2 separate regions of the Homo sapiens genome follow, and region 2 is linked to region 1. The links are chromatin contacts, found by Hi-C or POLR2A ChIA-PET in ENCODE. All regions are on one chromosome and are shown on one strand. Each heading gives the region's core, a stretch centred on a gene start or an enhancer-like site at or near the end of the contact. The rest is flanking DNA. Distances are from core to core; before and after follow the strand shown. Region 1 has its middle 22 kb from the start of LINC02156. Region 2 holds the start of LINC02354 (long intergenic non-protein coding RNA 2354).

Region 1 (2,951 bases), core at 203-2,702:
ACCCTGGCAGTGTCTGTCTCTGTCACCGTGTTTGGAAGAAGGCTAATTGTTCATCCCAGGCCAGTGTCCAGCGAAGCTGGATCAGTTTCCTCTCCTTCCACTCCCATCTACATGCTAGGAGGGGCTGGGTGCATTGTGACCAGCCAGGGCACGGATTTGGCCCTCCCTGCAGAGCCTGCTTCTGTTCCTTCTCCCTTTCCATCTCCCAGAGTTCTCACCTACCTCCCACCCACCTCCTTGAGATCCGGTTCTCTAATAAAGCTAGTCGGATGAATAAGCCAAGGCTCACAGAGGGCTATTTTGGCAAGCATACACCTATGCTTAGGAGGATCCCCCAACAAATCACTAAAATAGTCAGACCTCAACTGGGCTAGAATGCCAGGAGGGTCCAATCAGAACTCCTAGCTCTGCTACACATAAGAAGAGTTAGATGAGTTTTCTCCAATACTCAGACGCCTCATCTGTTAAACAGGCATAGCAATGCCTTCCTCCCAGGGTTTTATGAGAACCAGGAAAGATAGTGTCATCGTGCTTTAGTTCAGTGTGTGGCACAAAAGGAGGGCACTTCAAAGCAGTAGTGGAGGCTGGGTGCGGTGGCTCAAGCCTGTAATCCCAGCACTTTGGGAGGAAGAGGTGGTCGGATCACCTGAGGTCAGGAGTTCGAAACCAGACCGGCCAATATGGCAAAACCCCATCTCTACTAAAAATACAAAAATGTATCAAGTGTGGTGGCACGTGCCTGTAATCCCAGTTACTCGGGAGGCTGAGACAGGAGAATTGCTTGAACCAGGAGGCGGAGGTTGCAGTGAGCCAAGATCACACCACTGCACTCCAGCCTGGGCAACAGAGCAAGACCCCATCTCAAAAAAAAAGAGCAGTAGTGAGCCGAACAAAGACATACAAATGTGTAGTTTAAAACTATATTTATAATAATAGAATCAGCAACACCAATGAAGTATACAGCATTACTAATATTGTCCTCAAGTAGAAATTTTAGTCACTGAGGTAGAGGAAGTAGAAAACTTATTTTAGAGCCTGTGGCACTTGGTCCCCAGCTGTGAGTAAAACCTATCCTATTTCAAACTATCATATGTCTTTGGGTCTCTAAATAGTCCCCAAAGTGAAGAACATGCAGTGTAGTGTTTCCTAAAAGAAAGGTACTACATTGTCCATATCGTTTTTTTCAAAAATCAATTTGCCTAGGCCCTCGTTGACTTGTCAATTTGTTATTTTGCCAGCAGAATATATAATTTCTTTTTATAACCTGACCTTATTTTGCAGTACTGTCCTAAGGAAATGTGAAAATACTCATCGTACAAAAGAAAGAGAAATAGCCATCCAGGGCAAGATAAGAAAGAGCAGAGGGACTCAAGTCAGGGCAAAGCAATGAGACTGAAAGAGGAGGGAGGAGAGGGTAAGGAAATGAACAAGCAAATACTCTGGAAGCCAGCCAAGTCCCAGATGCGAACTCCTGGTGAGTCTGTCAATCCACAGATTGTGCCGTTTCATTTGCATTTCTATTTCTTCTTAAGGCAATGATGTATATTTCATTTCATCTTTTATTTTGTTTATGATTTAATTATGAGAAGATAAGGAATCTAGGCACGAAGGAAGTTATTCTTTCCCCCCAAGTGCTACATCTGTTAGAGGTTGGATATAAGTGAATTAATTGCCAAAAATATCTGAGGGGGAAGCCACGTTTGCTCTTCAGTTTCATTACCAGGGATTGCCAGAGCTTCATTCCAACATCCCATCCTTGTTATTGAAAAACAAGTACTTACCAGTAAAGGGTGCCAACACTTAAACAATGAAGAGATGGTTTAATCAGACAGGATTCTTCTTCTACTCCCAAATATCATTGCTTCCACAATGTAGGAGTCTACTTATGAGTGTTCAAGTCACGCACACACACACGCATGTGCACACATCCACAAATATACTGTACTGGCTCAGTAAACATTTACTCCACTGCTGTTGAATTATTAAATATTGAATAAATACACAGGTAATTTAGTACTTTTGATGAAAAGGCAATTTATCCAACAAATATATTTTGTTAAGCTCTCTCTGGTTTAACGTAATGGTGGAATTCCCTAGGAACATAGGAATTTTTCTTGCTTTCAAGAAAATTCCAGGGGCAGCTCATCAGAAACAACCACAATAAAAGTGTGACAGGTCAAAAAGTATTAGTATGTGCACTGGTACTAACTGGATTGTGTGCTGCTTTTGTTTCCCCTTTTACAGTCAAAGAGAATTTTCCAAGAACCAGCCCCACCACCTCCCTACCTACCTTTGCCACCTTTTTCCTTTCTCAGGAAAATTCTCTCTTCCCCGGTTACTTGAACTTTTGTAACACCAACTGAGGGGAAGGGTGAGGGGAGGAGAAAGACTGAAGAGGCAGGGGACCAAGGGGAGGACGTGGGCCTAGAGTCTGAGTGAATCACATCCCGAGGTGAGTGTAGGTTGTAGAGGAAGAGATGGGGAAAAAGAGGGGATTTTCCTCTGAGATGCCACATGATGTTCATTTCACCCTGTAGTCTCACCGTGCCCCTCCATAGAGTTAAAAGCCAACCTCATGCTAGGAATTCCTAGCATTTTTAACTCAGGCTTTGACTATACTCCAGAGCTCCAGATCCACTTGGACTTTGTTTAAGAAACATCTCAAATTTACCTTGTCCAAAACAAAGCATTTGTTTAGCACCCCTTAAAAACGTGTTTCTCGGCAGGGCGCAGTGGCTCACGCCTGTAATCCCAGCACCTTGGGAGGCCGAGGCGGGTGGATCACAAGGTCAGGAAATCGAGACCATCCTGACTAACACGGTGAAACCCCGTCTCTACTAAAACTACAAAAAAATAGCTAGGGGTGGTGGTGGGCGCCTGTAGTCCCAGCTACTCAGGAAGCTGAGGCAGGAGAATGGCGTGAACCCGGGAGGCGGAGCTTGTAGTGAGCC
Region 2 (2,951 bases), core at 179-2,678, 440 kb after region 1:
AGAAACAGGGTTTCACCATGTTAGCCAGGCTGGTCTTGAAGTCCTGACCTCAGGTGATCCACCTGTCTCGGCCTCCCAAAGTGCTGGGATTACAGGTGTGAGCCACCATGCCTGGCCCCCTGCACTGAGCTTTTAAGAGATCATTTAGGCCTGCGTGGTGGCTCACACCTGTAAACCCAGCATTTTGGGAGGCTGAAGTGGGCAGATTACCTGAGGTCAGGAGTTCAAGACCAGCCCGGCCAACATGGCAAAACCCCGTCTCTACTAAAAACACAAAAATTAGCCAGGCGTGGTGGCAGGCACCTGTAATCTCAGCTACTCCGGAGGCTGAGGCAGGAGAATTGCTTGAATCCAGAAGGCAGAGTTTGCAGTGAGCTGAGATCGTGCTACTGCATTCCAGCCCGGGTGACAGAGTGAGACTCCACCTCAAAACGAAAGAAAGAAAAAAAGAGATCATTTAAAAGTACCCAGAAGAATGGACAGAGTGAGGAGGTGTTGTACTGTGGTTAAGAGCAAGGATTTGGTGTCGAGCTGCTTGGGCTGGAGCTTGTTGCTTCCCCACTGCTTGACCTTACGTATATTATTTAACCTTGAGGAGTCTTGGTTTCCCATCTGCAGATTAGGGTATGAAGTGCCTGCTATATTAGGGTTTTGCGAGGACCGATGAGATTGGGACATGAAGTACTTAACTACAGTGCCTGGCACACATTGGGCTGTTAGGGACAGAGCTCCAATGCTCACATCAGTAATAGAAGAGAGACAGTGTCCTGTCTCTTCTGTCTCCCTAAGCCTGTTTTCCTCTATAATTTGAGGTCTCAAAGTGAGCACTGAGCTGATTTATGCAAATGAATCCAGTAGGGCCTATCGCCCAAGCTGACCTTTCTAGGGTATACAGGGTAGCTTGGCCAGGCTACAGAAATGGGAAAATAGGTGCAACCTTCCTGATCCTCCTGAAATCCTCAAGTGTTGTCTTGAAGTTGAGGGGAACCAGGACCAGGCTGCGGGGAGTACCACAGGGACTGCAGAAAGGGCCTGGCCTCCCCTCCCGAAACACTGCACATCTGGAGTGATCTGCCCATCTGGCTGTATCCCTGGGGCAATGGCCACAGCTGCTATTTGAGGGAGGAGACATCCAGCTCCTTAGCCAGGGCCTGGGGCCGGGGGGTGGGGGGGTGGTGGGTAGTGGGGGCTATAAATAAGAGGACCAGGGGGGCAAGGTTGACCTTTTGGGGCGGGGGGCAGGAGCTGGTGACTTCCCCCTCTTTGCTTGAGTCCAGAGCCAGAGTTTTAGCAAAACAGGAAGAGGCAGCAGCAGCTTCTGGGAAAGTGGGAGTGGCTCCCCTTCCCCCACTTGCCTGGGGCCTTCGGATCCCAGCCAGGACCTGGGAGAGGTGGAGTCATCTAGGCAAGGAGAGGGAGGGGCAGACCCACGCAGACTGGGCCCCAGCTTCAGTGCCCTCAAATGGCGCAGCCGGGGCACAGGAAAAGGAGAATGAGACAGAGAAGGGCAGCCCAATGGAGTATATCTGCCACCCCTCGTCCCCTCCTGTTCCCTTCTATAGGCATTAGAAATGGAGCTCAAAATGTGCCTGTGACCCAGGTAGTGTACATGGAAGTTCGAGGTCAAGTTGAGCACACCTCCATCTCTCATCCCCTCCCAGCCTGTGGTGAGCTAAGCCTAAGACAGAGTGCGTGGGAGGGAGGGCTCTAGACAGGAGGAAGGACACCTCTGGGCTTCTGGAAAGAGATCCAGGACCTGGCCCAGGTGGAGTGATAGAAAAATCTTCCAATGAACTATCAAGGTGAGGGGATCCAAAGGTCTGGGTGGTCCTGGGTGAGTGTTTTTCCAGAATAATGGGGCATCTACAGGGACAAGCTCAGGAGAGCTAAGCCTCAGTCCAGAGACCCTCATGAAGTCAAAGACTGAAGGAATTATCCAGGAAATGTTGCCTGGCTTTGCTTCGCCTGAGTGAGGCTGGCCACTGAGAATCTGTCCTTCAGTGTCTGTCTGGAGACATCTGGTTGGAGCTCTGGCTGGCCCACACCTGTAGTAGGGCCTGCACCTGTGTCTGTCATGTACTGCCCTTGTCTCCCGAGCCTGGAGCCCCACACTTCACCTGCTGGGAGGGTCTAGATAAGCGCTGTCCAATAGAAACGGAATGTGAGCCACATATGTAACTTATTTTCTATTAGCCACATCAAAAAAAGGAAAAATAAACAGGTGAAATTCATTTTAGTAGTATATTTATGTAACCTAATATAGTAAATCTAAAACATTATTTTGGTATGCAATCAAAATAAAAAATTACTAATGAAATCTTTTACATTTTTTTTCCATACTAAGTGTTTGAAAGCCAGTGTATATTTTATACTAACAGCACATTTCAATTCTGACTGGCCACATTTCAAGTGCTTAGTAGCCACATGTGGCCACTGGCTACTGTATGGACAGCACAAGTTTAGACTTATAGCTTTACCTCTTCTTCATCCCTTCCAGTCTCTTATTGGGGAAGAGGCTCAAGAGGTGAAGGAAAAAGCTGGTGAGGCCAGTGTTAAGGGTTAATTTGCTCTAGGAGGGTGACCACTCCCTTTGGGTTTCAAGCATCTATCTCTAGACCTGGATCCGTTTTAGTGTCCAGGCAGGCAAGGAAATTGAGGCATAGAGCAGCATCTTCCCTGACAACTGGCCTTCTCCTGCCCTTCCCAGTGCTCCTTCTCTGAGCAGAAGGTTGATAGAATCCGATTACCTCTTCAGGCGCATTAGCCTCCACCTTCCTCTTTCCTCTTCCAAAAGCGACTCCAAACCCAAAGGTATTTGAGTAGCTGAGTTAAGGAATATGGGAGGAGAAGCAAATTTGGAGGAAAATGCAGAATGGAGCTTTGCACAGGTGGAGTTTGAGGTGTTGGTGGGATGAGCAAGGGGGGTTGTTGAGTGGACAGTTGGTATCTGG

What was found. A loop is a pair of places that touch in the nucleus more often than their neighbours do. ChIA-PET counts read pairs that join two places held with the same protein, here RNA polymerase II (POLR2A). Pooled maps may share reads with other maps.
Region 2: a pooled map shows a loop between it and region 1 (2.5-fold over the local background). The contact joins the promoter of LINC02354 here to the enhancer-like site in region 1. A Hi-C loop is called at or near these places in 4 of 50 pooled maps. POLR2A ChIA-PET finds 5 or more read pairs at or near these places in 2 of 52 experiments (BJ and activated naive CD4-positive, alpha-beta T cell).

What each region holds. Positions count from the first base shown.
Region 1 is chr12:47,391,820-47,394,770 of GRCh38, forward strand. No RefSeq gene overlaps it. Among named protein-coding and RNA genes, the nearest start is that of LINC02156, 22 kb to the right of the region's middle. Within about 2 kb of position 1,453, at least 14 of the 41 ENCODE cell types and tissues checked have a DNase peak (open chromatin) inside an H3K27ac peak, as active enhancers do.
Region 2 is chr12:47,827,729-47,830,679 of GRCh38, forward strand. LINC02354 (long intergenic non-protein coding RNA 2354) reads left to right here and starts at 1,429. Exons shown (of 3, transcript XR_007063292.1): 1 at 1,429-1,802. RefSeq lists an enhancer at 388-567.